2 separate regions of the Homo sapiens genome follow, and region 2 is linked to region 1. A link is a loop called in an ENCODE intact Hi-C map of the cell type or tissue named here. Cell type or tissue: ovary. All regions are shown on one strand. Links, peaks and the distances in the headings refer to the core of each region. The heading gives the core; the rest is flanking DNA. Region 1 has its middle 20 kb from the start of MIR4418. Region 2 has its middle 73 kb from the start of MIR4418.

Region 1 (16,417 bases), core at 3,468-11,467:
GAACGGGTGACTTGGCTCTGACTTGCAAGGGGCCGAACTGGGATTTGAACCCGGGTCAGCCTGATTCTAGGCAAAACTGCCTCCCTGGAGAAGTACCTTCCAGCCCATGTCAGGTTAACACTGACCGAGAGCTTTGTGGATCAAGGGGGCCAAAGTTAGTTTCTCCAAATGGACTGGAATTGGAGCAGATCTGGGAGGGGGGATATTTACGGGTTCCCGTGGCCATTTTCGGGAGAAGGCAGACACAGTGATCGTAGAGTTCATTCGACTGGACTCGCTCAGGATGGAGAGATAAAAGAGAGAGAGGAAGGAGCAAGAGAAAGAGGATGGATGGAGGGTCATTCCACGGGGAGGGCCACTCTGCCCACTAGCTGCTGATCAGCTTTGTGTGCAGTTGGTGCCCATGAACCTCTGCAGGTGGCAGGCAGCCTCAGTTCCACATGCCCCTCTCACTCTCACTGCCCTGTAAAGATACTGATTTTCATTCTGCCCAGTGCAGAAACCCTCCAGGTGTGAGACGTAGAGGAAAGAGCACCAGGCCGGGGTCACAAAAACCAGGTACTGGCCCTGTCTTAGACCTTGAGTGAACTTGGGGAAGTCCCTTCTCTTTTCTGGGCCTTGTGATCCCCCTCTGTAAAATGGAGTAACGGCAAGAATGGGTGATGTCCCTTTCAGCTCTAACATTGAATTTGACTGATCATTCATTCAGTCAACAAACATGTATTGAGCACCTGTTATGTGCCAGGCTCTGCTCCAGGTGTTCGGGTTATCAATGAGCCAATGAGAGGGAGACAGACAAATTCTACTCTCAAGGAGCTTGTACTCTTGATGGAGAGATAGTGAATACACTAACAGTAAATAAGGTAATTCCATTTTTATTTTTATTACTTTTATTTTTCTTTCTTTCCTTTTTTTTTTTTTTTTTGAGACAGAGTCTCGCTCTGTCACCCAGGCTGGAGGGCAGTGGTGTGATCACAGCTCTCTGCAGCCTCGACTTTCCAGCCTCAGGTGATCCTCCCACCTCAGCCTCTCAAGTATGTAGGACTACAGGTGCATTCCACCATGCCTGGCTAATTTTTTTGTACAGATGGGGTCTCCTTCTGTTGCCCAGGCTGGTCTTAAACTCCTAGGCTCCAGGAATCTGCCTGCCTCAGCCTCCCAAAGTACTGGGATTACAGGTGTGAGCCACCACACCAGCCTATTTTTATTTTTTTCTAAAAGGTCACCTTGGTTTCAGAAAATAATTTCAGATATCAAGAAGGAACAATAAAACACTGCCATGTGAGAGAGAGAAAGATGCTTTAGATGGGGTGATCAGAGAAGGGCTCCCTGATGAGGTGCTGTTTGAGCTGAGACCTGAAGGATGAGCTCCATCTTGTGAGGATCTAGAAAGCTCCATCGTGTGAGGATCTAGAAGAGCAGGCAAGGCTGAGGGAATGGCAAGTGCAAAGGCCCTGAGGTGGGACTGAGGTGGGAGTGACCAAGGGATGGAAAGAAGTCCAGCGTGGCTGGGGTGGTGAACAAGGGGAGAGTTGTATGAGGTGAGAAAGGGGAGGTGGGCAGGGTGGATGGCTCTCAGTCAGGGAGGCACCACCCTCCCCAGTGAATATTTTCTAGTTGTCACAGGGACTGGGGGACAAACTACTGGCATTTGGTGCTGGGAGGGATGACAAATGTTCTGCAATACCCAGAAGTCCCACACAATACTGTAATTTCCCCCATTAAGAAACATCGGGGCCAGGCGCAGTGGCTCATATCTGTAATCCCAGCACTTTGGGAGGCCGAGATGGGCAGATTGTTTGAGCCCCAGAGTTCGTGACCATCCTGGACAACATGGCAAGGCCCTATCTCTATTTTTAAAAATGCAAAAATTAGCTAGGTGTGAAGGCGTGTGCCTGTAGTCCCAGCTACTCGGGAGGCTGAGGTGAGAGGATCACCTGAGCCTGGGGGGTGGAGGCTGCAGTGAGTCAAGATTGCATCATTGCACTCTAGCCTGAGTGAGTGACAGAGTGTAACCCTGTCTCAAAAAAAAAAAAAAAAAGAAAGAAAGAAAGAAAGGAAGAAGGGAAGAAAGAAAAAAAAGAAAGAAAGAAAGGAAGAAGGGAAGAAAGAAAAAAAAGCAAGAAAGAAACATCGGATCCCATTTCATACCATTAAGATGGCTACTATCAAAAAAACAGAAAATAGCTAGTGTTGGCAGGGATGTGGAGAAACTGGAAGCTTTGTGGACATTCCATTTGTGCTGGGAATGTGAAATGGTGCAACCACTGTAGAATACAGTATGGTGGTTCCTCAAAAAAATCAAACAGAATTACCATATGATGCAGCAATTTCACTTCTAGGTGTGTACCCCAAAGAAATGAAAACAGGTTTTTTGTTTGTTTGTTTGTTTTGAGATGGAGTCTCGCTCTGTCACCCAGGCTGGAGTGCAGTGGTGTGATCTCGGTTCATGGCAACTTGTGCCTCCTGGGTTCAAGCAGTTCTCCTACCTCAGCCTTCTGAGTAGCTGGGATTATAGCTGGCTGCCACCACGCCTGGCTAATTTTTTTTTTTTTTTTAAGAGACGAGGTTTCACCATGTTGGCCAGGCTTGTCTTGAACTCCTGACCTCAAGAGATCTGCCCGCTTCAGCCTCCCAAAGTGTTGGGACTACAGGTGTGAGCCGCTGTGCCCAGCTGAAAACAGGGTCTTGAAGAGATAGTTGCACACCTATGTTCATAGCAGCACTATTCACAATAGCCAAAAGGTGAAGGCACCCCAGGCGTCCACTGATGGATGAATGGATATGCACAATGTGGTATCTCCGTACAGTGGAATATTATTCAGCCCTGAAGAAGAAGAAAATTCTAACACATGCTGCAACATGGATGAACTTTGGGGACATTATATCCAGTGAAATAAGCCAGGCACAAAATGACAAATATGGTATGATTCCAGTTATATGAGGCACTTAAGGGAGTCAGATTCATAGAGGCAGAAAGTAGGATGGTGGCTGCCAGGAGCTGGGGAGGAGAGGAAACTGGGAGTTATTGTTTAACGACAGAGATGAGTATGGGAAGATGAAAAAGTTCTGGAGGTGGAAGCACAACCATGTGAATGTGCTTCACACTAGTAAACTGTGCACTTAAAGATGGTTAAGATGGTAAATTTTAAGTTACATATATTTTACTACAATTTGAAAAGAAACATTGGGCCTGATGCGGTGGCTCACACCTGTAATCTCAGCACTTTAGGAGGCCGAGGCAGGTGGATCACTTGAGGTCAGGAGTTTGAGACCAGCCTGGCCAACATGGGGAAACCTCGTCTCTACTAAAAATATTAAAAAATTAACTGGGGGTGGTGGTAGGCGCCTGTACTCCCAGCTACTTGGGAGGCTGAGGCAGGAGAATCACTAGAACCAGGGAGGCGGAGGTTGCAGTGAGCTGTGATTTCACAACTGTACTCCAGCCTGGGCAACAAAGCGAGACTCCATCTCAAAAAAAAAAAAAAAAAGAAAAGAAAAGAAAAAAGAAACATTTGATCATCTTTTCTCCTTGGCTGAGTGTGGATATTTTTCTATTTTTCTAAGAGTAATGGGATACCATTAGACGGGTGATGGCCCTAAATATCTGGGCTGTTGTGTTTTGTTGCTGGGCTGTTGTGTTTTGTCTACCATATGAAGAAAGGGTGCCAGGGTAGTGGACGCAGACAGGCCAGTGAGGAGACTGAGAAGTTGGCTGGGAGAGAGGGTGGCTTGGACTAGGGCAGTAGCGGCAGATGTGGTGAGAGGTGGGTGGATTCTGGAGGGACTGTGGAGGAGCATCACAGGACCGGTGGCGGATTGAATGGGAAGGCAAGAGGAAGTGTCACTGGTGGGGAGCCTTGGGGAAGGCTCCCTCCATATGTGACTTCAGAGCTCACATTACATGCTCAGCACATGCTGGAGAGATGACAAAGGGGCTGCGCTCCTGTCTGGTGGGAATTTAGGGAAGTCTGACCACACCATCTCCAGGCTGGGCGAAGCCACTGAAGGCTTGAAAGGATTTTGAGACTTCCTCATGCCATCCTCCATCCTCCTGCCTCCAGACCAGACAGACTCATCCTCTCCCCAAACCCCAGCTCCAAGGGACAGCACACTGGAGGATTCAGAACCTGCGCCCACCCCCACCCCCCATATCCATGCAGGGGGTCACTATGAAGTGCCCTGTGACAGAGGCTTTCTAATTTCCCAAGACATGGTCATAGCCGCGGGCCATGTGATGGTCTTAGCATGCCTGAGGGGTTGGCCAGGAAGGTTTCCCCTCCATCACACAGCTGAGGACATAGACTCTCAGAGTAACATGTGCCTCATCCATGAAGATGTGTGTAGCTCCCCAGATGGCACATCCATCCTCGGCTTTCCAGATGACAGGAGGAGTTGAAGCAGGGAGTTAAGGGGAAGTGCCTGGCCGAGGGAAGCCAGGCTGGGGAACATGGGTATGAGGCTGGGTTGTCACTGTGAAGTATGGGGCGGGGGCCTGGCAGCCTTGAAGAGCCAAGAGGGCATTTCCCTCTTTTTCTCCAAGCACAAAGCAAGGGTTTCTGAGCTCCGCAGCTGCAGTCTCCTCCCAGGGCGGGCTCAGTGACCACTCCAGAGCGGCCCTGGACGTTGCTGCCCTCTGACAACCTGGAAGCCATCAGTTCTCTCTCCTGCAAACTGCAGAACTTGGGCAATTTGGGCAGGTCAGGCTGCAATTTTCTCTGCAGGGCTGCAGGATTGGTGCACACATGAGTTTGGAGCATGCAGATGCGGACATCAGAGGTGTTCCTACATCTTTGAATCTCATCTCGGCCTTTTTTGGCTAAGTCCAGGAATGTGTCTGGCTTCAGACCATTGGCGTCACAGCTGCAAACTAGAGACTTCCAGAGCTGGGAGTAACCGAGAGCTCCTCTCATCCATCCTTTTGCCTTCAGGGGCACTTCCGCCCTCCCCCGAAGACCATCCCAGCCAAAGGGAATGTTATCTTTTCCCCAAAGAGCTCCTTTCCTCTCCCTCGGGCCTTCATTCCTGTGGGGAGCAACTTCCAGCCAAAGACCTCTTCCCACGGATTGTAGCCAACTTTAATCCTGCCTGCCCAGCCCATGCTCCTGCTTCTGATGGCAGCACCCTTAGAGAGGCCCCCTCCCCACTCTCAAGTTGTGAGTTGGGTGGGGTTTACCTTGAGTGCACCTGTGGCCCAAGCCTGGCCAATGAGAGCACCACATTCCTCTCGTCTTGTCTCAGGGTTTGTTTGGGGGTGAGTAAGTGATCAAATCAAGGCAAATCAGATTAAGTTCTGGGATTTCGCTGCAACAACGGAGAAGGAGGTGTCCTTTCAGTTGGGTTTGCTGTTAGGATGGAAGCCTAAAGTTGCCATCATTTGGAGAAAGCCTACCTGAGAGTGGATCCAACACAGAGGAAAACAGGTTGGAGGCCTGGAGAGAGACAGCTCCTGACAACTGCAGTTGAGTACTTGGATCCAGCCATGCCTGAAGCTAAAAACCATGGACATTTTAGATATGTGAACTGATAAACTCCCCTTCCTGCCAGTTTCAGTGAGGTTTCAGTCATTTGCAGCAAAGGTGCTCCAACCCCACCCTAGGTCCTTCCTTCTGCCCCACAGCCTTTGTCCTTTGGCTCTGCCCACAGTGGGGCTGGAGAGTCTCTGGCCATGCCCTTAGCAGGAGATTCCTTCATCTCCTTGAGTCTGCTGGTCAATTGCTGCTCAACATCTGTGTCTCCACTTGGACTCACCCTGCTCCTCTCACTGTTTTCTCTTTGGTTTACTGTTATTCAGAATCCTTCCCATTGCAGCTGAGAGAAGCCACATCACATCATCTTGAGCAAAAAAGGGGACTTGCTGGCCTGGGGAATTGCCCTGAGGAGTAGGGCTAGGGGGCTGGAATCACAGCTCAGGGCCAACAGGATTATCTCTGTCTGTCATTCACCCTTGCTGTCTCTGCTTCCCTGTGGGGCTGGCCTCATTCTCTCCCTTCTGTGAGGTGGAGAACTTGGCTACCATCAGCCCAGCTTGGGAACCCCAGTCTAAAACCAGAGAGCTGTTTTCTTCTAAGATCCATATGTCAGTTCCAAGGAAGAACTGACTGACCTTGTTTGGGCCATGTGCCTGCGGGGCAATCACTGCAGCCAAGGAAGTGGGGGACAATCATTGACCAAGTCTGGGTCATGTGGATGAGGCATTGGGGTTCAGTAATTGACAGACTTATGTAAGGAAGGAAGAACAGTTTCCCACAGGGGACCAGGTGGCTGATAGTAAATTAAGGTTGGGGTAAGAGGGATGCTGGGCAGAAAAGAGCAAGAGATATCCACCCCAGATACCACTATCATCACAACCATCATCTCCATCTGCCAGCATCTCCTGAATCCCTACTATGGGCCTGGCTCTGGGAGGAATCCATCCATCCAACCATCCATCCATCCATCCATCCATCCAGCCAGCCAGCCAGCCATCCACCCACTCACCCATCTATCCATCCATCCATCCATATATCTATCCATCCATCCATCCATCCATCCATCCATCCATCCACCCACCCATCTATCCATCCATCCATTCATCCATGCATGCATGCATGCATCCATCCATCCATCCATCCATCCAGCACTGATTCTGCACCAGGCCCATCTATCCATCCATCCATCCATCCATTCATCCATCCATCCATCTAGCACTGACTCTGCACCAGACCCCGAGCTAGAAACACAATAGTGAGTCTCATCTCACTCAGAGATAGGGACTTCAGCCCTAGTTCAGCCTAGAGGGGAAGAACATTTAAGAAGCCATTATATTCCCCTGGGGTAAGAGCACTTTTAGGGAAGTATAATGGACTCAGAGCAGGGCCAGCTAATGTAGTTTTGGCAGAGTGGTCTGGAAGGGTTTCCAGGAGGAGGTGACAGTTAAGCAGAGACCTAAAGGAAGAGCAGGAGGTAACCAAGTGAAGAATAAAAAGAGTCTCCAGGAGAGGTGACACTGGGAGGGCAGGAGTTTCTGCCCCTGTGGCGTTGACAGTGATGTGGGAAGACAGGACTCCTCCCTTCCCTCACTCAGCAGTGCTAACAGGGCCCAGGATGGCCTCACCCTGGGCTGGGCCTGGGATCTGGAAGTGAGATCGCCTGGGCCCCTTCCCCCAGGAGCTCCTGATTCACTAGGGGAGGCAGGTGTGTGGTGTAAGAAGAGCACCGCATGGAGGAGGCGGTCTGGAGGAGAGCAGGGGTGCGGTGGGTGCTCCAGGGAGGAGGCTAAGTCTGCACTCAGCCTTGACAAGAGGCACTCACTGGGAAAAATGAAGCCACAGGTTCCGGATCGTCAGGGCTGGTGCCTCGCATCCTCCATCCTCATAACTCCCAGTGTGTGGGTGTCCTGAACTGTGTCCTCCTGACCACCCCTCACTCCTGGAGAAGCCTCCACACCAGCCCTCCTTGGTCAGGGTCAGCCTGTCCTCTCTCCTTGTGCTCCCGCGGAGGTGTAGGAAGATGTCCGTTCCGGATGCTGATGAAGAGGAAGGTAGGTACTTGGGCAGGGAAGGTAGAATATGGAGGTTTGGTGAGGATCTGAGGTCAGGAGATGGGATTCAGGGCCTCCTTCAGCTACAGACTCACGGTGTGACCTTGGGCAAGTCCCCGCCCTCTCCGGGCCTTGGTTGATCCCTCGGTTTGGATGGGAGAGTTCACAGGCCTTGTTCCGGCGCCATTTCTGTGCATTTGGAGGTGGGGCTGCACTGGGGCTCCTGGCTCCTGGCCGCGCCGCCTTGCAGCCTACAGGTCCTGAGTCATCTTCCAGGCAGCGGGTGACCTCTCCATACCCCTGTCTCCCCGCAGCCCCGTGACCCTGGGCGGCGCGCAGGGCCAGGCCGTCCCAGGCGGGCTGCACAGTGGAAATCACAATATTGACCCAGCGCGCAGGAAGTGGGGAGGACAGGCCGCCGGGGTTCCCGGCCCGGGGGGAGACAGCTCGCTGAGTGATGAGCTCGGAGCCAAGCTCTCCCTCCCTCCTGGGTCACCGCACCGCTGCCCGCCGCCAGGGCTGTTCCTCTTGGCTCCAGGGCCCCCCTCCCTGGACCTCCCTCCTACACATTCCCCCGGCCCAGGCCCCAGAGGGGAGCTGCTGGTGAGCTCCAGGCCTCAGGGCCTCTCGGGCCCTGCCTCCCTCTAGCCCAAGTCCCGGTTCCCTTGTGCTTCCAGCATCTGAGGGGCCAAAACTGGAACTGCACCCTCACAGGCCACTGACCTTTGGAATAGTCCTGCCTCCCATTTAACAGATGGGGGAACTGAGGCTTAGAAAGGTACTCAGCCAGTTGTATCAGAGCCAGGATCCACACTCAGATCTGTCCAACTCCTGGCCAGTGCTCTGTCTACGCCGTGAGTGAGTTATCGTCGGTCGTGATAATAGTGTGAGTAATAAACTGCTCAGTTAGTGAAGTTTTTGGTCTCACGCAGCCCTCTTGCCTGCCCTAGGAGCGGTTCTGACTTTACAGACGAGGAAGCTAAGGCTTAGAGGTGGTGAGATAACTTTCCCAAGGACACAGCCCGGGAGCAGCAGGGCTGGGATTTGAACTGTGGTCCGCCTGATCTGTCTGTTCTGCCAAGCTGTGGGGCAGGAGGGGCCTGTCCTTGAAGGTCTACTCAAATGCCACCTCCCCTGGGGGGCCCCAGGACCACCTGTAGATTGTGCTCCCCCAGAGGGGTTCCTTGGGGACAATGTAGCCCACAGCCTTGCTCTCCAGTGAGGGGGCCCTCAGTTGGTGTTGCCTGGGGGTCTGGCCGTGGGGTTTGGAGGCTGGTGGGTCAACCCTGCTGGTGGGTTGAGCTGGACCAGGAAGTGCTGCTCAGGGGTGAGCACCCTCCAGGGGGCGTGGTGAAGTAGAGGGGAAATACTCCTGGGCTTGGAGCTGGGGACCTGGAGCCCCTCCCTAACCTCCCAGGGTCTTGGTTTCCTCATTCATAGAAAAGGGCTTGGGGTCCATTTGAAGGCCTACTCCCCAATACCAGAGACTTAGTAGAGCTTTGGGCTTCTATTTCTTCCAGCTCCCTTCCCACAAGCTGGGTGTCATGGGGGAAAGGGTTTACAGAGCTCTCACTGGGCTCTGATTAAGTTTTCTACCCAGGGTTTTCACTATAAGGAGTCACCAATGAAAATCTGCCAATGTGCTTCTTCTAGGGCTGCTGTTGAGGGTGTTTTCTGATTCATCACATGACCCCATTATGAGGAACCCCAGGAAAAATTCGCCGAGAATTCAGTGTAGGCAATTTGCATGAAGTCTGAGAAATTGGTATAATTTTATATTTTGGACACTGATTGTGTCTGTGTGTGTGCATGCTTGCCTGAGTGTTTACATCTTTGTTTTGCCCATGATGAAGCTCAAGGCTAAAACTATGACACATGACAGTGTGGGACTTCCTGATCCAGGTCACCTCCCCTTCCCCTTGCCACAGGCCCCAGAATATAATTTTCATTTATTGACCTACTGTGCAGCATGAAGATACAGCCCTTTACCGATTTCCTCATTTCCTTTGTGCCAGGGTGAAAACTGACTTTCAGAACGTGAACAAGGTGCATGATGGATTTATCCATTAGTGATGTCTGCCATGGGCACACGAAGGGAAGTACTGGTGCATATGCCTCATTTTTGCCTTCCCTCATTCAATCAATGTATAATATTGTATCTAATCATATTTTCTATTTAACCATATATAATTTCATAAGCTGCCTTTAAACCTTTGTGGAACAAGACTTTGTATAAATAATGGTAATTCATTGCAAATAACCATTAGGTTCTTTAACATAGGTTATATTACTATGTCCTTACCATCTCTCTGCAGGAGAAAATGGGTGGGTCATATGGCACCTTTGTGCATATTCGAAAACTATGCCCCTCTGGGCAATAATGGCTTAGTGAGCAGAGCACAGGGTAGATTTTAGCCCCATTCACTTCATCACCCAGGTGTATTTGTTCAGTGCATGACCTTAACAACCACACACAGCAACCCTATTCAGTGTCTTGCCAAATCCCATGGTTATATCCTTCACTCCAAATCCAGTTCTCATTTTATTATATGCAGCACACAGACCATATTCTGGGTCTTGGACATCTATTCAGGCTCCAGGATGGTTGGCATTTGGTCTCAGGCTAAGTGAGGCAGTGGAAGGAAGAACAGCGTAAACAACTTAGCTTGCGTTTGTGCCACAAACAGGCAACATTCCTGCTGGTGCCTGTCCCTGCCTGCCAGATTCCAGTGAGGATCCTGGGCTATGAATAGTCCCAGTGATGCCCTCTCAGAGGACCCACTGGACTTCCCGCAGGCCCGGTCCTTGGCCTCCACCCCACACTGGCCACTGGGAAATCAGGGACAAGACCTCTTCCCTGGCACCTTCATCCTGCATGTTTCTTCCCGCTTGCTTTCCGCCCGGGATTACCGCCGGGGCTGGGCTTCTGCACGTGGCTGTTGCTTGGGCCCCCACGTGGGCTGCTTGAAAAACATCTCTCTGAAAGCAGAGAAAGTGTGAGCCGTCAAGAAGGAGCGTGTGGAAGGAGAGAGGTCCTCGGAGGAGGGGAAATTTACAGCATTCATTTGGCCCATTCTAAGGACACCGTGAGGCCTGCATGAAATGCCTTCCGGAGGTGAGCACCGGTATTTTACTGCCTAAAATCCAATGTCAGTGCTTCCATGCCCTTGGAGATTACCTCCCCCACCCCCTCCTGTGACAGATAAGGAAACTGAGGCCCATGATGGAAAGTGACTTGCCTAAGCCTGTACAGCTGAGTGAAAAATCCCAGGCACTGATAGGGGAGGCCCTGAGTGCAAGCTAAGTTCTCTGGACCTGATATGTGCATGATGTCAGGGCTGGAGACACAGGTGGATGCCCCGTTTGGTTCCCTGAACTGTCAGCCTACTATGTGCTTTAGCATAGATTATATTACTGTGTTCTCACCGTATCTCTGTAGGAGAAAATGAGTGGGTCATTATAGAGACAGAAACTCAGGTTCAGAGTCGGGACCACTGCAGGCCCTTAGGGCACCTTTGTATATATTAGAAAAATATGCCCCTCTGGGCAATCATGGCTTGGTGAGCAGAGCACAGAAGGCCAGAGAGTCTGACTCACTTGCCAAAGGTCACACTGCACCACAGCAGAGGAGAAAGCCATGTGATCATGGTCAGGAAGACCCTGTTCAGAGGCCAACAGTCTGGGTTCTGTGAATACCACCCACTGGCTCTGTGACCTTAGCCAAGTGACTTTGTCTCTCTGAGCCTCAATTTCCTCACTGATAAAATAGGAGTAGTAACTGTAAGGCTGTTATGAAGACTTGGTAAGACAATACAGGGAAGCGCTCAGCACAGTCTTGGGATAGCCTCATGCCAATGAATAGTCGTGCCAATGTCAGTGTGATTATCACTACCAACAGAAGTAGGCGGTTATAGCAGACATTTCTTGGATTGGTTGCCAGAGTCCAACTTCTGGATTCCTTGGGGCAAATGGCCATGCCTTCTGTGTGCCATCTCGGTGGGGATGGTGGTGGTAGGGGTAGTTCTAGGTGCTCCTCTCCCTCTGTGAGAATAGAGGGAGCCACAGCCCCCCTCCGTCACCCCCATCCAGCGCACACTCCCACTTGACCAGCTGCCTGTGCTCTGCTAAGTCTTTGAATCTTGAGCGTTGATCCAAGGTCAAAAGGAACAACGGCTGGGGATTTGTTGTTGTTGTTATGGTGGTTGTAGCAATGTCTTAATCAGCCTTTTCCTGTCATCAGATGCCCGTGGATTTATTCATTCAGCAGCTATCCCCGGAGCTCCACTTGGAGCCAGGCACCAGGCAGGGGGCTCAGGTCCCGGAAGTGCCCACAACAGGCAGCTCCCTGCTCCCCTCATTCCAGTCCTTCCAGAGCCTCCCTGAGACCTGCCTCTCCTGAGCTTACTCCTCCAGCCTCCTGTTGGTTCAGAGAGCCCCTGTGCTCCTTCTAGTACATTCCCCTCTGCTTATGTCAGCCAGGGCTGACTTGGCTGCTGACGATGAGGGAGGCCTGGCTAATTCCAGGCCATGGTGGGCTTGAACCTTACGCTTCTCTGTCTCCCATGCCTGGGCTCTTCCTGCCATCATCCTCCCTCCTGGTACCCACAGTCATCTCTATGCCTGAGCCCTGTAGACCTCAAGGCTGACCTTGGTGGGACCAACCAAGTCACAGGATTTGTCTGAGAAGAACCGGGGTATGAAGAGTTTTGTGGGTTTGAGATGCCATAAAACTGTCCAACAACAATGACTTCCAAACTACCTCCCTCTGAGCTGTGGTGTCTGCAGAGATCCCTCATGGGCTGTCAGGATTTGAGAGTGCGTTGGGGCAGTTGAGTACAAGGGCTCACTCCCTTCCCTACCCCCACACCTATTTTAACCAGAGTGGCTTTACCTAGCACAGTATTCAAGAGGCATGCCCTCTGGGACCACGCTGCCTGGGTTTGGATCCCATCTCCACCACGCATGAGCTATATGACCTTGGATAAGTCACTTATCACTCTGTACCTCAGTTTCCTCATCGGTAACACGAGAATGGAGAGACCTCAGAATGGTGCAGTGACGATTCTAGGAACGTATGCTACCTAAGGCTTCAAAAGTGCTGGCCTGTGATGAGTCTTCAACACACGAGAACTACTGTTACTCTTGCTTTTCCTAGTGGGTTTCAGCGGAATATTCCATAAGAAAAAAGAAGGGTCTTTTTTGTTGTTTAAGAAATGTCTGGGAATCTGCCCCCCGGTGCCCTCTTGGGCATGACCCCCTAGACCCACCTGGCGCTGGTGTCTTCCTCCAGCACAACGCTCCTCTGTGGGATAATTCCCAGCTCGAAAAAGCCACTCGACATTTCTGTGAGAAGTCACTCCTTGCTGATGTTCTCACTCCAGGCCATTTCAGGGCGTCTGGCCTTGTGGCCAACGTGGAGAAGCAGGTGGCAGCTGCCCCAGCTCTGGTGCTGAGCTCCCTGGGCAGCGAGATTCTGTTCTGCCCTGCAAGATGGACCTTTTACACAGGCATTTGGGCAACTGAGGGCTTTGTTGGGCCCAGCTTCTCAACACATCAAAAAAGTTTTCTGGCTGATGTCGCTGGTGTGGGGTGGGAGTAGAGACCTCCCCTCCCCTCCCCTCCCCTCCCCATCCCCCGACTCCCCTCACCTCTCTTCTGTCCCTGCCGCTCCTGCGTTTGTTGTTTGTTACCATTTGCATGGCTTCCTTTATTTAAACACATAAACAATGAAACTTAAAGAGCACCGATTCTGGAGTCAGACACAAATGGTTCCTGTCCTGGCTTTGCCATTTATTGGCTGTGTGTCTTAGAACAAGGTGCTCGACCTCTCTGTTCCTGTCTCTCCATCTGGGAAATAAGGATGGTGAGAAACTGAAACAGCAGGGAGGACTGAGTGAGCTCATGCATGTGAAGCACTGAGTGAGTGCTCAGGAAATGTAAGCTTCTGTTTTTTTTTTAAATTATTTAATTTTTATATAGAGACGGGATCTCACTATGTTGCCCAGGCTGATCTTGAACTCCTGAGCTCAAACGATCCTTCCACCTCAGCATCCTGAAGTGCTGGATTACAGGCACAAGCCACTGCTCCCAGCCAAATGTGAGCTTCTGTGAGGCCTGGGTTTAATGTGGTACAGGAAGGGGAAGCAACTCCATAGGAGGGAGCCAGGGAAGGCTTCTCAGAGGAGATGATGTTTGGACTGAGTCTTGATGGATGTATAGGAGAGTGTCAGGAGAAGGGCAGCTCAGGCAGAGTAAGCCCAGAGGCCTGGAATTGTCTGGTGTCTTGGGAACAGCATATCATTCCAGAGGCCTGAAAGGTGGGATGGGACTTTTAGGGGAAGCAGTTGGAGGCAAGGCCTGAGAGGTGAGCAGGGCCACATCATGTGGGGCCTTTGGGCCAAGTTAAATGTATCCTGAGGGCAGTAGGGAGCCATGGAAGGGTTTGAGAAGGGGAGTGACCTGGTCTGCTTTAAGTTCTAGAAAGACAACTCAGCAGTGGCATGGAGAATGGGCTGGAAAGGGGGACTCTGCAGCCCCTTGCAGTCACGGTGGTGAGGCTCAGAAGGAGACAGGATGTCAGCAAAGCTCTTTGACCTGGGCCTGGCAGTCATCACTCTGGTCCCATCTGGTCAGGGTGGCTGAGCTGACCTCCACCCCACGGCCCGAGGCCGCTGCTCTGAAGGCCCGCCGAGCTGGCTGGAGAAGAGGCCGAATGCAGCCTGCAACGGGGAAGTAGAAATATTTGCTCAGCTGCAAGGACAAGCTCGAGTCTCTCCTTCCACATGAAGGGGAAAGACGCTGGCCAGGCTGGGGTCTGTCCACGGTTCTCCCGCGGCTCCCAGAGCTCGCCCCCGCCCCTCCATTTCTGCCTTTGAGCCATCCAGCAAAAGTGTCCCTGCTCTTCCCTGCAACAACCACTCAGAGCTCTGAAGTCAGCGAACATGACCTTTCTCCTTTTCTTCTCCAATTGAACACACCCAGCTCTTTCATCTTTCCCTCATGTGACAGGGACTGACCTTTATTTTTATTTTTAGAGAAATGTCCAGATTCAGCAGCCATTGATTCAAATCTTTTTTTTTCAACTAGCTGACACAGACAAGGCACCATAAGCATTTAGAGCCAGGACTTTGATGTGAGGCAGCCTGGGCTTGAATCCCAGCCTGAGCTCTGCCACCACTCTGCTGTGTGACCTTGGACAAGTCGCTTAATCTTTCTGAGCCTCACTGGGCCTTTTCTCTAAGGAGGTATTTGTAACCCCTTTCTCAAAGAGTTGTTGAAGGAGCCAATGAACAAGTATTTACAAAGTGCTTAGGACAGTGTCTGGCATGTAGTAGGTGCTCAGTAAGTAGTAGCTACTATTGTCTATGTCCCTGGACACCTCAGCCCCTCTTCAGCTTCCTTTAATTCATGGTACTAGGCAGCTGTGCATTCACCAACTGCCAGGCCTTGATTCAACACTTCTGGGCTCAGAAGACTCTAAGATGGTCCCTCCCCAGGGGACAGGCATGGTGGCTCATGCCTGTAATCCCAGCACTTTGGGAGGCTGAGGTGGGAAGAGCACCTGAGCCTGGACAACAGAGTTCAGGAGTTCAAGGCCAGCCTGGGCAACAGAGCAAGACCCTGTCTCTACAACAATTTTAAAAATTAGCTGGGTGTGGTCATGCATGTGCCTGTAGTCCTAGCTACTCAGGAGGCTGAGGTGGGAGGATTGCTTGAGCCCAGGAGGTTGAGGCTGCAGTAAGCTGAGATCACACCATGGCACTCAAGCCTGGGCAACAGACCCTGTCTCAAAAAATGCAAAAACAAGAACAAAAAATTAAAAAAAAGATGATCCCCAGTGATTTTTACCTATTTTTATTTTAACTTTCATCTCCTGCTATTATGCCTTGTGTCATCCCCTCCCCTTGAATTGGGGAGGACCTGTGACTTGTTTCTAACCAGCAGAGGTGACAGGATGTCACTTCTGGGATGACGTTTGGTGAGATTGTATCTTCCTTCTTGCTGGTAGCCTCTCTCCCTGGCTGGCTTGCTGCAGCCAGCTGCTATGCTGTAAGCAGCCCCATGGAGAGGCCCGTTTGGCAAGGAGCTGAGGGTGGTCTACAGCCAATACTAGCAAGACAACCTACAAGGAACTGAATGCTGCTGTGATACTATGAATATTAAAAATATATATTTATTCTTCATCTCTGATTCCTGGCTCAGAGCTTCTGAAATGCTTGTAATTTCCTGCACGATGGGATGATAGGAGCATCTGTTGTTATAATATTTAGTCTTAGTCCCTGGTTCCTGGCGTAAGAGCTTTTAAGACCCTTGGAATCTCTGGAGTGATGAATATCTTTTGTATGCTGATGAGATGACTGGTGGTTGGGGGTCCCTAGATAGCTTCAGGACTGGGGCTGGTTGCCAGAAAGACTGAGGCAAGATGAGAAGGTTGGAACTTTCAGCCCTATCCCCCAGAGCTCTGGGGAAGAAAGAAGGGCTGGAGATTGAGTTTATCACCAATGGCCAATGATTTGATCAATCATGCCTACATAATGGAACCTCCATAAAATCCCTAAACAACAGGTTTGGCGATCTGGGTTGGTGAACACATTGAGGTGCTGCCAGGATGGTACATTGAGAGGGCATGGAGGCTCTGCACCCTCCCACAACACACCCTGCCCTATGCAACTCTTCCATTTGGCTGTCCTTGAGTTGTATTTTTTTTATAATAAACCAGTAGTAGTAAGTAAAGTGCTTCCTGAGTGCTGTGAGTCTTTCTAGCAAATTATAGAGAGGTGGTCATGGGAACTCCTGATTTATAGCTTGTTGGTCAGAAGTACAGGAGGCCCAGAACTTGCAATTGGTGCCTGGGTGGGAGCGGTCTTGCCAGACTGAGCCCTTAACCTGTGGGGA
Region 2 (16,417 bases), core at 5,164-13,163, 55 kb after region 1:
GGAGGGAGAGAGGGAGGGAGGGAAGAAAAGAAGGATTCCATATATGATTCCATTTTTTGAGTAAATGAGTCGTGTGTGTATTTGTATGCATGAAGAAAGTCTGGGAGCATATGTACAAAAATATTTACAACTGCTATCTCTAGTAGGGTTATGGGTGATTTTTATTTTCTTCTTTGTACTTTTAATTTTTCTAATTGGGAAGAAATAACACAACTATTAAGAAAAAGAAAGGGGCCTGGGCGCAGTGGCTCACCCCTATAATCCCAGCACTTTGGGAGGCCAAGACAGGCATATTGCTTGAGTCAAGGAGTTCGAGACCAGTGTGGGCAGCATGGCGAAACCCCATCTCTACAAAAAATACAAAGTTAGCCGGGCATGGTGGCTCATGCCTGTAATCCCAGCTACTTGGGAGGCTGAGGTGGGAGGACCACTTGAACCCGGGAGGCAGATGTTGCAGTGAGCCGAGATCATGCCACTGCACTCCAGCCTGGGTATTAGTGGAAGTCTGTCTCAAAAAAAAAAAAAGAAAAGAAAAGAAAGGAATGTCTTGTGTTCTAGACTCTCCTCCATCCACTCAGCATCTCTCTGACTCTGCTTCAGTGACCTCATCACAATGAGCCTCATCTCTCTCCCCAGCAAAATGGGGGCATCACTAATGGGGATGCAGTGAGGACAGAAAGGGGCGGTACTGAGGGTACACCTGGTAGGAGCCCAACACCTGTGTGCTGCCCCCCACACACACTCAGGCACCCACACGAGTGAGAGCCCGCACACACCACAGACCCCGGAAGGACAGCAAGACTTCCTGGCCCCACACATGTGCCCTGGTTCACCCTCGTGCCCGTATGCACAAACACACACGCACGGTGCACTCATGAGTACACGCTGTAACCTGCGTGGGGTGGCTCTGTCAGCCGACCGGGTGGGTGAGAGGAGAAAGCCCCATCCCTTTTCAAGATAAACACAGGAAGTGAGGATCCCACAGTGTCAGGACAAGGTTGGGAGTCATCCATAAACTCCAGGCAGGGGTGGGGGATGGAGAGGGGCCCAGAGAGGGGAGGTGGGGTGTGGGAGTCTGGGCAGGGCCTGAGTTTGACATCTGTTGTCTTGGGTTCAGATGTGAAAAGTTGAAATGGTGACTAAGCTTGGGGGCTATCTTAGCTCTGTCTGTCTGTCTGCCTGTCTGTCTGGGACAATACTTCCCACCCTCACCCACCCCTCTCTCCCCAGTCCTGGGCTTAGTGAGCCAGGTGTTCAGGTCAATCGGAGGCCCAAGGGCCCCCAGCCAGGCCCCCACACTTAGGGAAGCCAGAACCTGTGCTCAGCAAATGCTTGCAAAGGCCATGAGTAGATGGAAAGAAACAGTCATCACGGATTCCAGGATGCTCCCGAATCCAGCACATGCTTGAGTGCGTCCCGGCCCAGCTCAGATCTCTGAGAGATTATCCTGGGGGTAGCTGCCAGGGACTGGCGCCCCAGCCTTCTCCTCCCAAGTCTCTGCTCCTACTTTCCTCAAAGCCTACTGAGTCCCAGGGGAAAGTAGCAACGGGGCCTCTGCCAGGCCAAGGCGGGTGGGAGGGCACAGGGCTGACCACTCAGGGCCTCTGGAGAATGTTGTTGGATGAATGAGCACTTGCTGTGTGCCAGGTACCTTACATCAGCCTTAAATACTTTTCTGGAACAAATCTAGGGTTGGGGGAGAGAAGGATGTTTTCTACCTCACCCCCTAGCCACGCAACTGCCCTCACTTTGCGATGAGGTTACTAGCTGGATCCAAGTCGCACAGTTATAGGTGGTGGCTCCCACCTGCAAGGGCAGAGGGACAGATGGAAACCTTTCTTGAAGCATTCTGTTATGAAACTCCCCACTCATTCCCCTGAGCAAGTGGGGTTGAGTATAGAGTTTCCCTTTCGAACACAATTGCCTGCCCATCTTTTGCTATCAGAAGCCTCCAACCCCACAGCTAGAGCCCCTGGACAGTCCGAGAGCCTGGGCACACCCCACCTCTGCCTGTTGGCCACTTGGGCAAGTTGCCCACATTCTTCACCCTCTCCCTGCACCGGTGCTTCAGGCGTACCTGGATTTCTTTGGCTTCTCATAACCTCACCTGTGCACCTCCCAACCATTATTTCATTTGCTTCTCCCAGCAAACCAGGAGATAGAAAGATTATGTCCATTTTGTCAATGAGGAGACTGAGGCCTGGAAAGGTCATACAGACAATTAGAAGCAGAGCCCAACCCACACCCAGGCAGATTCCAAACCCAACCCTCTTCTCCTAGTCCCAGCTCCTGCCTCTGCCACGGCTGCTGAGTCATTGGTGGTGGCAGCAAGGCTACTGCAGAGACCTCAGGGTCTGGGCTTCCTGTGGCTTCTGCCTTCCTTGTCACCTCCACCTTGCTACCAGCTTGGCCTCAGGCCCCAGACCCAGACTTCAAGCCCCATAAGGCCCAGCACTGCCTAGTCCTTGCCCGGGTACTCAAACAGCTCTCTCTCCCTTTGCTTTTTACTCAACACTTTCAGTCATGTGGTTCCTCTTTCAAATCCTCAAACTCTCTGTTTTTACCTACCCCAGGGATCTTACTGTTACTTCTATTTTTCTCTTTTAAAAAATGTATTCACTGGATGGATGTATGGGTGGGTGGATGAGTGATTGGATGGATGGATGAATGGATAGATGGATGGATGGGTGATTGAGTGGATGGATGGATGGATGATTGGATAGGTGATTGACTGGATGGGTGATTGAGTGGACGGATGGATGGATGGATGGATGGGTGATGGAGTGGACAGATGGGTAAATGGATAAAAATGAGTGATTGAGTGGATGGATGGTTGGATGGGTGGATGGATGGATGGATGGATGGATGGGTGACGGAGTGGACAGATGGGTAAATGGATAAAAATGAGTGATTGAGTGGATGGATGGATGGATGGGTGGATGGATGGATGGATGGATTGTTGAGTGGATGGATAGACTGGAGGGATGAAAGGGTGGTGGGTGAACAAACTTGACTGGATGAATGGATGGATGGATGGGTGGGTGGTTGAGTGGATGGTTAGACTAGAGGGATGACAGGGTGGTGGGTGAACAAATTTGACTGGATGGATGGATGGATGGGTGGATGGATGGATGGATGGATGGATGGAGGAATGAGATGGAAGGATGCTGCTACCGTTCTGCTCAGATTTTGGTCTTCTCTCTCCCCACCTAAGTGCCTTGTACCTACAGTTTTCACCCCCAACTCTAATTTGCCCGGTCCTGCAAAGTTTGAGGGAACAACTGGGAGACCACAGTAACCCTTCTCTTTGGTCCCCAGTTTCAATTCTCCTTGGGGTGTCCTGACAGCTCCTTTCAGGTCCCCAAATCAGCCTCTGGGAGGAAGGAGGCAGCCTTTGTCCTCAGTACAAATGCTTGAATATTTGAGCCTTTTGCCTGTTACAGTGACTCCCACTTTGGGGGTGGTTTTACATCTCTTTAATTGTCTTGAAACTAAAAACAAAACTGAAAATTTCCCTCAAATAATAATGCACTTTAAGGTTAATTAACTAAAATTACTTTTGGTGACTTGATCTTAAACTCTAAAAAACTAGAAAGATTGTTCTTTCTAGAAGTGTTCCAAAGTAAATTAATAAATTTTAAAGGGACACCCATCTCCTACCAAAACACCATGTAGTTAAGAGATCATTATTTAATCGCCCCCAAATCAAGCATGAATATCTATAAGCTGAGGAGCTAAACAACAAAGAAAAAGTGGAGCAAACAAAATCAGATACTCGGTGGGTGCAAAAACACTGAAGGGGGGCGTCAAAAGGTGAACAGGTCATTGGGTTAACAGAGTTTTAGGGAATGTAGCAGACACCCCATTTTTCTCTCCCAGATCCCTTATCCCAACTCAGAGAGACTAGAGCAGGAATCTTCACACCTGAGTTCTTGTCCAGGGGCAGCCTGTGAGCCCTGTGCTCACCTGGTCACAAGAGGCAATCACTAACACTCAGGAAGTACCTGCCTTCTTTGCCCTGGGCCAAGCCCCTCACACGAGGGCCTCACTTCATCCGGACCTCAGTATTGTGATCTCCATCTGCCAGGTGCAAAGCTGAGGCTCAAAACAGGAAGTGGCAGATCTAGGATCAAAGTTCACCTTAAAGAATATCTACCTCATATTCCCATGAATTAGGTAAAGCAACCAAAGTTTAGAGCAGACCAGACCACACAGCCAGCGAGGGCAGACTGGACTTCAGTTGTACAAACAGTAGTGCAAGTGTCGAGTGAATGAGACAGACAGTGGATGCCAGAGCCATCACATGGGAGATCAGTTTCTGCGGGGGTGTGAAGTGGTGGTGAATAGAAGGAGAGATAAACAGCACTGGTCAGGGAGGACTTCCTGGAGGAAGGGGGCATTGACCAACACAGAACATCTGGCAGGACCAGTATCCTCCTGAATTTCCATGGAGGTGGAGGAAAGGAGAACCCTTCTTTTCTCTCCTCCTGGGCTCTCTCGTGCAGTTGGAGTCAACAGAGTAGCCACTGGCCCCCCAACTTTGAGTAAAACCCCATCCCCCAGCAGGGCAAGAGGGGCAGAAGCAGCCAGCAGCCTCCCATCAAGCCTTGACAGGAGTTGTCACCAGTGCAGAGCCAGCGGAGTGTGGTGGGGCCCTGTCTGGCCCCAGCCCCACTGTTTACCTGTCTGGGTTGTTGCTGGAACCATTCATCTCAGTGAAGGATGACATGGCCTCCCTCCTCCCTCCTCCTGCTCAGCTCCTCCACTGGGCATCCACTTCTGCAGATCTCCAGAATGCTCCAAGCCTCCTAGATGCACCCCCTGCATGCCTGCTCCTTCCTGGCCAGCCTTGCCCCAGGTGTGCTCTTCCTCCCATTCTCACCCATGTGCTGAATAAGCAGAGTGCCACTGGCCACATCAAGAGCTACCTGTGTGGCTGCGGCCCTGCTGGGTGCCAGGCTCTGTGATAAGGAAACACCTGATGGCCATCACTTCTTGATCCCTCATCTACATGGTGGCTATGAAGGAAGAGAAAAACAGGTGATCACATTTCTGTGTGATCAGTGAGGTGGGAGAGTCCATATTAGTTATAGTGATCAGACCACGGAGATTGGAGCTGCTAATTCTGCCAAAGGAAGTGGACAGGGATGGGAAAGTGGAGATGGATGGGTGGATGAGTGGTTGAGTGGATGGATGGATTTGTTCACCCACCACCCTTTCATCCCTCCAGGCTATCCATCCACTCAACCACCCATCCATCCTTCCATCCATCCACTCAATCACTCATTTATCCATTTACCCATCTGCGCATTCAATCTCCATCCATTCATCCATCCATCCATCCACTCAATCACTCATCCACTCAATCACCCATCCATTCATCCACCCATCCACTCAGTCACCTATCCATTCATCCATCCATCTACTCAATCACCCATCCATTCAATCAGCTATCCATTCATCCATCCATCCACTCAATCACCCATCCATTCAATCAGCTATTCATTCATCCATCCATCCACTCAATCACCTATCCAGTCAATCACCTATCCATTCATCCATCCATCCATCCATCCATCCATCCATCCATCCATCCATCCACTCAATCACTCATCCACTCATTCACCTATCCATCCATCCACCCATCCATCCACTCAATCACCCGTCCAGTCAATCACCTATCCATTCATCCATCCATCCACTCAATCACCCATCCATCCATCCATCCATCCATCCATCCATCCATCCATCCATCCACTCAATCACTCATCCACTCAATCACCCATCCATTCATCCACCCATCCACTCAATCACCCATCCACTCAATCACCTATCTATTCATCCATCCATCTACTCAATCACCCATCTATTCAATCACCTATCCATTCATCCATCCATCCACTCAATCACTCATCCACTCATTCACCTATCCATCCATCCATCCATCCATCCATCCATCCATCCATCCACCCATCCATCCACTCAATCACCCATCCAATCAATCACCTATCCATTCATCCATCCATCCACTCAATCACCCATCCACTCAATCACCTATCCATTCATCCCTCCATCCACTCAATCACCCATTCAGTCAATCACCTATCCATTCATCCATCCATCCACTCAATCACCCATCCAGTCAATCACCTATCCATTCATCCATCCATCCACTCAATCACCCATCCATCCATCCATCCATCCATCCATCCATCCACTCAATCACTCATCCACTCAATCACCTATCCATTCACCCGTTCATCCATCCATCCACTCAATCACCCATCCAATCAATCACCTATCCATTATGCATCCATCCACTCAATCACTCCTCCACTCAATCACCTATCCATTCATCCATCCATCCACTCAATCACCTATCCATTCATCCCTCCATCCACTCAATCACCCATCCAGTCAATCACCTATCCATTCATCCATCCATCCACTCAATCACCCATCCATCCATCCATCCATCCATCCATCCATCCATCCATCCATCCACTCAATCACTCATTCACTCATTCACCTATCCATCCGTCCATCTCTATGGGAAAGCCATAGAGAGGGGACCATCAAGGATGTCCTTGAAGGAGGGGAGGGTGTTTTCAGGTAGACCAAGGATAAAGCATTCCAGGCAGATGCAGGGTACCATGAGCACATGCACCTGGATACTCCACACATAACCAGCAGTCAGGAGTGACCAGGTGTCTGTGTGTGGAAAGGGGCTGGCAACTTCCACAGGGCTTTTTGAGCACCCTCCTTCTGGAAAGCCCCCTGGTCACTGGTCCTCAACCCCTTCCAGGTTCCTGTAGCATTTGCAGATCGTACTTATAAGACCCTTAAAAGAACAAAACTCACCTTCTGTTGTAACTCTCCCAGCCCATGTTTCCACTATCTGAGGATCACAGACCCCTTGAAGGCAAGAGTTGTGTCTTATATTTCCTGACATTTGTTATCCTCAACCCCTGGCCCTGTGTTTAGTACAATTGTGAAAGCATACTTGATGTTCAAAAAAGATTCATTAAAGTGGCCGGGCAGGGTGGCTCATGCCCATCCTCCTAGTGCTTTGGGAAGCCCAGGAGGAGGATCACTTGAGGCCAGGAGTTTGAGATCAGCCTGGACAGTGTAGTGAGACCTCATCTCTACCCAAAGAAAAAAAATTAGCTGGGTGGTGATGTGCACCTATAGTCCCAGCTACCCTGGAGGTTGAGGTGGGAGGATCACTTGAGCCCAAGAGTTTGAGGTGAGCCCAAGAGTTCGAGGCCACAGTGAGCTGAGATCATGCCACTACACTCCAGTCTGGGTGATGTCATCTCTATTTAAAAACACAAAAATTAATTAATGGAAGCCTTGGTGAATGGATGGGTCGCTGACATCTCTGCAGGTGTGTGTGTGATAAGACCACGCATGGTGAATTCTCAGGACATAGCAGGTGTTCAGGAGATGATGGTTCAGGCCACTATCCTCCTCGCTCATGTGACTCTCAGGAGCCAGGGTGCCTCAGAGCTCACAGGGGACAGAGCTGAATGGGGGGACACTTCGCCTTCCACTTTCTCATCTGTGATGTGGGCAAATAGGAGGTTTCTTCCAGCTAGGACGGCGTTTGGGTCCCGAGCCCTCTGTCTCTCATGCTGCTGCCTAAACTCAGGACACCCGCGGTACGGTGGTTATGCACATGGGTTCTTGGGACTGGCACGCCTGGGTCTGGAACTCAGCTCCCTCCTGTACCCACCATGAATGCTTGGAATGGTCCCTGCCCCTCACTGAGCTTCAGGGTCCCCATCTCTAATCAAAGACTCTGGAGGCCCTTCCCTGGTGAGTTTTCATGGAATGAATGAGATGCAGTGTGCATAGGGGTCCACAGTACTCTCAGTAAATGTTACTGTCATAACCATATTTTAACATCCTAAGAATACCCCCTCCTCCAGGAAGCCTCCTCTGACTGAGCCTAACAGAGGTAAGAATTTCCCCCTTTTTGCTTCTGCTCAGCAGCTCCCAGCTCATATTCTGTAAGCTCTCAGTTTAGGATAGAACAGCAAAGCTGCTCTGGCCCTAGTTCTGGCCCCAACTCCAGTACCAGCTCTGGCCCCAACCCTGGAGTCCAGAGAAGTCTCGTTTGGGCAGTTTAAGTCAGAGGGTCATTTCTGGGCCTGGGCTCCAGGTTCCATTCAAATGGGGGATCCCAGAGGGTGCGGACCATGTCCTGTAAATTCACCCCAGCGGCTCCAGGAAGGCTCCTTGGGGTGTGAGACATGCTGGTGGCCAGCTACCCCCCAGCTGGAGTCCTCACGCTGAAGGCGAGACAGCCTCAGCGGCGGTGGCACTGGCTGTGCCTGACACCCTCACCCGGGACATCAGGCTGCCCTGCCCAGTCACCCACAGGGCTGAGGCCTCACCACATTTGCTGCAATACCCGCTGCCCTTGGGCTCACGGCCATCCTATCTGCGGCAGCCTCTGTGTGAACTCTGCCCCGTGACCCCAGCTGGAATGGAGGATGCCTTCTCCAGCAGCCTCCCATCGGTAGCCAGCAGCAGGGCAGGGCGGGGGCGGGAGCCACGGGACACTGGGGGCTGGGCCAGGCTGCACTGGGAAAAGGGGCGCTTTAGTCCTCAGAAGACCCTGATGGAGACTGCCTTCCCCATGGCCTCTTTGCTCAAAGGTCTGGTCAGAACCCCTGTGAGCATGGAGTCAGGGGATCCCCAGAAAGCAGCGCTGGAGGAGGGGGCCTGCTCACCCTGGGGGAATGGGACCTTCACAATTTAGGTAGGAAAAGAGAAGTGGCTCGGCAGAGAGCCTGCTCCCCACACCCGCTCACCCTGGCCACAGATGTCCTCCCCAGCCCCCTACATCACACCTTGTTGATTTGTCTTCTCCTTAGCCCTTCCCACAACCTGAAACCCCCCACCACACTGTGAGCACCACAGTGTGAGAACAGACATTGTCTGGTTTGTCACATGTCCCCAGTGTCTGGAACAAAGCCTGGCACACGGTGAATGCTCAATAAATACTCATTAGATTAATGACCATACTCATTTAATCCTTACACCCACCCTTCGCTGTAGGCAACATCAGTTCTATTTTGCAGATGGGGAGACTGAGGCTCCAAGAAAAGAGGGGAATTGGCTACTCTGCAAACCCGGTAACCAGCAAAACCTAAATCAAACCCAGGCCTCTCACCTCTTGACCACAAGCCGGCGTGTGATGACACCAACTGGTTGGGTTCAGCATAAAGAAAGAAACAGAGGAACACACTGGCCTGCTGGCTTCTGCTCCCCTCAGGCTGCTTCCCCAGGCAGGTTGTGCAGGCTTTTGTTGGGGTAGGGGGTGGATTTTATTCCCTGAGTTAAGTAACCTGTGATCAACCCCTTGTGTTAACAGCTATCATGTGTAGCCTCAGCCTCCTGCCTTGCCCCTGAGAGGATCTGTGTTAAATTGACACCAGCGATGAACAGTGTGGCTGAGAGGCAGGGATGGGCAAGGAGGGGCAGGAAGCAGGGGCTGGTCTGTGGCCTGTGGACGTGGATAGAGGCTCTGGCCTGGAATTGACTGGATGCATGTTATGTGTACCAAGCGCTGTTCCCAGCACTTCTCATGCATCATCCCAGTTCATCCTCACGACCATCCTTGAAGATCCTCAGCATCATTCTCCCCAGTGTCTGGATGAGGCAGCTGAGCCCAGGAGAGGTTGAGCTACTTGCCCAAAGTCACACAGCTGGAAAGTCAAGAAGCCAGCACTTGGGACCCAGGCGCTGTGGCTCCAGAGCCCACCCATGGCTCTCCCATGTCTGGGGGAGGAACACAGCTTCAGAGCTGGATTCCAACCTGAGTTGCATTGTGTACAAGCTGCCTGAGCCAGCTGCTTAATCTCTCTGAGCCTCGGTTTCCTCAGCTGTGCAATGTGGACACAATACCCACTTTGCAGGGTCCCAATGAGGCAAGGGGTAGAAAGGGCATGGACTGTGCCTGGCACATGGAAGGGGTATGACAAATGGGGGTGGCACTTGTGGTTCATGTCCCATGGCCCGTGAGTGTGCCATGACTGATGTTTCCACTCTAGTTTCATTTTCTAGAAATGCAGGGTCAGTTACAAGTCAGTGAAATCAGCCTCAGCCCAGTCTCAGTCCTTTCTCTGTATCCTGATGGTGCCTGAAATTCTGCCACTGGGGCAGCATTCCCTGAATTGAAAGCTGTGTTCCCGGGTGAAATGCAACTTCCCACGGGTGTTATTATGGCTGGGGAAGGAAGTGATGCTGCACATGATGGCTGTTTTTGTTTTTGTTTTTTGAGGCGGAGTTTCACTCATTACCTAGGCTGGAGTGCAATGGTGTGATCTCGGCTCACTGCCCCCTTCCCGGGTTCTAGTGATTCTCCTGCCTCAGTCTCCCGAGTATCTGGGATTTCAGGCACACACCACCATGCCAGGCTAATGTTTTGTATTTTTAGTAGAGACGAGGTTTCACCATGTTGTCCAGGCTGGTCTTGAACTCCTGACCTCAGGTGATCCACCCTCCTTGGCCTCTCAAAGTGCTGGGGTTACAGGTGTGAGCCACCCCACCCACCCAGCTGTTCGTAGTCATTTTCACCTCCATGTGAATGGAGATTCCAGAATTGCATGCCTTGGTGAAGTGGTCCCCAGAAAACAGGCAGAAAGGGGGTGACTTTGCCAACCTCACAGTTTTCTGCCTGTCCAATGGCAGCCTTGGGTCATAGCCCACGCCCTTGGATACCTTCTTTCGCAGGCCAGGTTTAGAATCCCGAGCACTTCCCTTTCCACCCAAGATGGTGATCTGAATATGACTCTTAGTTCATATTGATAATAACACTTTACTTTGTGTGGCACTCTTTTCTCTTGTTTCTCCAGTGTGAGCATTACACCCCATTTCACAGATGAGGAAACTGAGGCCCGGCGGGAAGTGGCTGGCAGTACCAAAGCCTGGGCTCAGAGCCAGCTCCGGGGCTTTCTCTGGGGCTTGGGCCTGATGGGCCTCCCCCGGGACCACCACTGTCCCCCTGCCCACACTCTTTCCCAACAGAGAGGCCCAGCCCCTGGGCCAGGCTGGGAATGATCTAGGGGGAGGCCCACCCGCCCTGTGTCAAGGCCGTGTGTAAGTGTTTTATTGTTTGCCCGCAGAGGTGTGAATGAAGTAATGGGCCTTCTCCAGCACTCCATCCGTCTCAGGCTGACAGCCGCGCTCCGAGCCCAGGCTGCTCTGTGTAAACGCTGTCACCCTGCCATCCCCGAGCAGGCAGCTTCCTCCGGGAAACTGTAATCAGGGCCTCCCGCACCCGCAGCTGGCCCTGTCCGCAGCTCATAAATCACGCTGCCTTCCCGGAAAGCAGAGGGAGAGACAGACAGGGTGACGGGAGACAGACGAGGCCGGGCGAGGAAGAGACGATGGGGAGGCCGGTGGGGAGAGAGGGAGGCAGTGAAGGCAGGCTGAGCAGGCAGGCAAGCAGGGCGGAGGAACGAGCAGAGATGAGCAGGGAGCAAGGCTGAAGGAGGAGAGGAAAGGAGAGAGAGTGAGAGACACAGAGGCAGAGGGAGAAAAGAGGCAGGAAACAGAGGTACGAGAGAGAGAGAGTCCCACAGAGGGGACACAGAGATAAGGAGACAGAGAAAGGGAGACAGACTCAGAGACAAAGAGAAAAGCAGAAACAGAGACCAGAAGAAAGGTAAGAAGCCAGCAGGGGAAACGCGGAGTGACAGAAACGAAGTGGAGCCAGAGGGAGTGGACAGAGAGAGGGACACACACCTGACAGGTGGCCTCGGCTGGGGACGAGGGACAGGGGTCCAGCCCATCATTTAGAGGAGGGGACCAGGAGGCAGCAGCCTTGCTTCAGCTGACAGGTCCTACAGCTCCCCCTGGCCTGGGCCCCTCCTGGTGCTCAGACCCCCCTCCCTCCACACCTGACCCAGCCAGAGTTTGCAGCCAGCCAGTGGGAGGGCTGCATGGGTGGGAGAGAGGAGGAGGGAGAAGGGGGGAACCTCCTGGACTCCCACTCCAGGGGTCCCCACCCCAGTCCCACTTTCACCCTAGGAGGTCACAGTGAACCTTTGAGGGAAGACAAGTCACTTAGCCAGCAGCCCTCGGGACACCTGGGCCTTGCAGGCACCCGCATGCTCCACACACTCTCACGTCCCCCGGTGTCCACACACACTCAGGCCGCAGGCACATGGGTGAGTGGCCGTGCACACCTGTTGGGAGATTCCCACAGGGTGGACAGGGAGACGATGGGGCTCAAAGCCCTGCTGGCCAGGTGGCCACAGCCCTGGCTGCCACGGGAAAGGCCTTCCAGAACTGGGAGAGAATGTTTCAGGCAGCATTCAGCCTAGCAAGGGATTATTTTCCCAGTTTAAGTCATGAAAGTTGATTTAAAAAAAAATCTCTCTGCCACCAAGCCCTATTATAGGCTGTCAGGATCTAGTGGGAAACAAAATCAAATTTCTGTCTCCTCGACTCCACATCTAGTCAGAGAGACAGACAATCAGCTTACAGAGCAAGCAGCCAGCGCATCACAGAATGAGCGCTGCGGAAGCCCGAACTGTGGGGAAAGAATCAGGGTTTGACTCCGTTATGAAAGGTGGTCAGCAAAGCCCTCACTGGGAGGGGGACCTCTGAGCAGAAACTCGAGGAAAGTGAGGGGGCGGGGGAACAGCATGTGCAAAGGCCCCGAGGCAGGAATGTCCTTGGCACATCTGTGGCTGCAGCAGAGTGGGCAAGGGGAAGTGGGTTAGGGGGTAAGGTCAGGTCCCAGGGGACCTTGATGGCCATTGTAAGGACTTTGACTCTCCATGTGAATGCCAGGGGAAGTCACTAGGGGTGAAGATGACTTGAGCTGACGCATCTGCAAGGGGGCCTCTGGCTGCTGTTTTGAGAACAGACTAAAGCAGGTGGGGGTGGGGAGAGGGCAGAGCAGAGAGCCCCGGGAGGAGGTGATGGGCGACCGAGGCGGAGGTGAGGGAACTCATTCAGGCGAGAGGCGACGGCGCCTGGATGGGGCGGCTGCAGTGGAGCAGGGAGATGTGGTCAGATTTTGGATGTGTTAGATTTGCTGATCGACTGGATGTGTGAGAAATAGAGGTCAAAGATGAATTCAAGGTTTCTGGCCAGAGCGACTGGAAAGAGAGAGTCGCCGTTGACTGTCATGGGAAAGATGGTGAGGATTTGAGGGCTGGGTTTGGATGGGTTCAGTGCAAAAAGCCTCTTGTGCCTCTAAGCGGAGACGATGAGTAGGCAGCAGAGGCTGCTCCCGGGTGATCCAGGGGCTGCGGACTTGGACTTGGAAGCAGCCAGGCTGCAGTTGGTATACAAAGTCACGGAGCTGGATAAGGTTAGCTGGCGATCGAGTGCAGATCGTCCAAAGACTGGGGCTCTATGCCTCATGCGGAGGCTGGAGAGAGAAAGCAAATGCAGGAAGATGAAACAGGAGACTCAGTGAGATACAAGGAGAGCCAAGAGACAGCAGCATCTCAAAGCCAAGTCGAGGAAGTGTTTTAAGGAGTTGATCAGCAATCCTGCTGAGAAGCCAAGAAAGTGGAGCCCTGAGGATGGGCCGTTGGATTTAGCAGCATGGAGGCCACTGGAGACCTGGACAGGAGCAGTTTTGGGGGACATATCGACAGTGAAAACATGACTGGAGTGTGGGCTTGCAGAAGACTGAGAGAAGAGGAACCGGAGACAATGAGTTCAGACAGTTCTTTGGGGGAAGTTTTGATAAATAAGAAGCAAAAAGAAGTGGGAGGGGTGTGGAATCAAGACAAGGTTTAAAAAAAATAACCTTTTTACTTTGGAATAATTTTAGATTTCTAGAAAAATTGCAAAGATACTACAGAGAGTTCCCACATACCCTTCACGCCGCTTTCCCAAATGCTAACATCTTCCTTAACCACAGCTATGTGCATCAGTTGGCGTATCAGTTCCGTCCGTCCCTGGTGCATCAGCTCCATCCACCCCTGGTGCATTAGCTCCATCCACCCCTGGTGCATCAGCTCCATCCACCCCAGGAGCATCAGCGTCGTCCACCCCAGGTGCATCAGCTCCATCCACCCCCTGGGGCATCAGCTCCATCAACACCTGGTGCATCAGCGCCATCCACCACTGGTGCATCAGCTATGTCCACCCCTGCTGAATCAGCTCCATCCAACGCTGGTGCATCAGCTCTGTCTACCCCTGGTGCATCAGCTCTGTCTACCCCTGGTGCACCAGCTCCATCCACCCCTGGAGCATCAGCTCCATCCACTGCTGGTGCATCAGCTCCATCCACCCCTGGTACATCAGCTCTGTCCAACGCTGGTGCATCAGCTCCATCCACCCCCGGTACACCAGCTCCATCCAACACTGGTGCATCAGCTCCGTCCACCCCTGGTGCACAAGCTCCGTCCACCCCTGGTGCATCAGCTCCATCCGCCCCTAGTGCGTCTCCTCTGTCCACCCCTGGTGCACCAGCTCCATCCACCCCTGGTGCATCCGTTCCGTCCACCCCTGGTACACCAGCTCCATCCAGCTTCGCTGCATCGCTATGGGCCTTGAAATGTGCCAGGTGAGTGTGGTGGAGCATAGTCTAGCTGGGAACAAAGAAGTAGAAAAGGCAAGTCAGAGGCATAGAGCCAGGAGGGGTCAAGCAGGGGACCTGGGACAGGACTTGGCCTCACTATGTCCTAGTGAGTGGGGATTGGTGGTTAACTCTAGCCCTCTGCCTGCTCCCCACTTTCTTTGTTTGTGCCTATAATTCACTTTATGTATAAGGTGAGCTTTGCTCTTTTCAACCGACCATACTAATGTCTCCAAAATGAATGGATGAATGAATCCCATTCTTCTGTAAGACCCAAAGCCAACATCTTGATGCTTGGTTGCAGAGATCAACATTGGCACCCAAATCAAGACTTTACACACACACACGTACCCACACATGCAATCACACACACACACACACACACACAATCACACACGGGCACCTTGCAAATTGCTCTCCCCACCCCTCTTCTGGAAACTACAATTTTACCCTCATACAAGTCCGCAGTCCCTTATCTAAAACCCTTGGGGTCAGATACATTTCAGACTTCAGAATGTGTCTGATTTTAGAAGGGGAATTTGGTGCATATACCATAGATTTCATAATAACCTCTGTAGGGCCTGAGCAGCACTCAGTAAGCAAACGTGACTATTTCTGCAGTGAAATGTGTGAATATTCACAGTAAGTGGGGGAAAATAAAGGCCATAAATAGCCTCATGACATTTCAAGTTGTGTTTTACCAGACTTATGAGTTAATAGAAAACACGGCCTTTGGAGCTTCTTGGATTTCAGGATCGCAGGTGAGTGCCTCTCACGAGTCCCTCAGCCAGGTGGGCTGCTCAGCCCTGATGTACACCAACCCACATATTTGTTCACTTGTAATAAATGTCAAGAGCCATATTCTTGCCATGGGAGCAGAAGGGACGGGGCTGTGTGTGTGCGTGCGTGTGCGTGTGCGTGTGCATGCGCACCTACATACACGTCCACATACCAGGAACATTCTTGCCTCTTTCAGTCCTTGAATTTTTCTCTTTCAAGGCTGGAGGGAGCCTCAAAAGCATCTCTTGAATCTTCTCAACAACACCCTCATCGAGTGGCTACCCAGCTTCTGCTGCTGCAGCTGCCCTGAACTCCATCCTTCTCCATGACCCCTCCTCCTTCCTGTCTCCTCCCTAAGCATCTCTTTCCTATCTCTTCTAGACCTTCACCACCTTTGTCTTCTTCCTCTTCTTCCTCCCCCTCCTCTCCCTCCCTTCCTCTCCTCCTCCTCTTTTGTCCCAGGAAACAAGGCTAGAAAATCAAGCAGCCCCAGAGGTCATATTCATCAGCAAAATTCTCCCAGTGGGACCTGGTAGCACATTGAAAACTTGGGCCACTTCGGCTTCTGCAAGAGGCAGCCAAGCCCCAGCTTTTGTGCAGCCAAACTTCTGGCCAGTGAGTTTACTTAAGAGGAGGGTTCTGGATCACTCGAGCCTGGGAATGTCAAATCTACAGTAAGCCATGATCATACCAGTGCACTCCAGCCTGGGAAACAGAGCAAGACCTTATCTTAAAAAAAAAAAGAAAAAAGAAGAAGAAGAAGAAGAAAGAAGGAGAAGGAGAAGAAGAAGAGGCCGGGAGCGGTGGCTCACGCCTGTAATCCCAGCACTTTGGGAAGCTGAGGCGGGTGGATCATGAGGTCAAGAGATCGAGACCGTCCTGGCTAATACAGTGAAACCCCGTCTCTATTAAAAATACAAAAAAAAAAAAATTAGCCGGGTGTGGTGGTGGGCACCTGTGGTCTCAGTTACTCGGGAGGCTGAGACAGGAGAATGGCATGAACCCAGAGGAGGAGGTTGCAGTGAGCCAAGATTGCGCCACTGCACTCCAGCCTGGGCAACAGAGCGAGACTCCATTTCA

The links. A loop is a pair of places that touch in the nucleus more often than their neighbours do. Peaks named below come from ENCODE experiments on the same cell type or tissue, not always from the same donor. Only the 100,000 strongest peaks of a DNase experiment are listed, where the experiment ranks them.
Region 2: it touches region 1 in a loop (1.9-fold over the local background); 2 of 110 quality-filtered maps call a loop at or near these places.

What each region holds. Positions count from the first base shown.
Region 1 is chr1:22,277,891-22,294,307 of GRCh38, forward strand. No RefSeq gene overlaps it. Among named protein-coding and RNA genes, the nearest start is that of MIR4418, 20 kb to the left of the region's middle. RefSeq lists enhancers at 8,756-9,255, 14,236-14,735. In ovary, for the core only: no CTCF peak of the experiment used is centred there; a DNase peak (open chromatin) is centred at 8,020; H3K27ac peaks cover 607 bases.
Region 2 is chr1:22,330,971-22,347,387 of GRCh38, forward strand. No RefSeq gene overlaps it. Among named protein-coding and RNA genes, the nearest start is that of MIR4418, 73 kb to the left of the region's middle. In ovary, for the core only: no CTCF peak of the experiment used is centred there; DNase peaks (open chromatin) are centred at 8,454 and 11,332.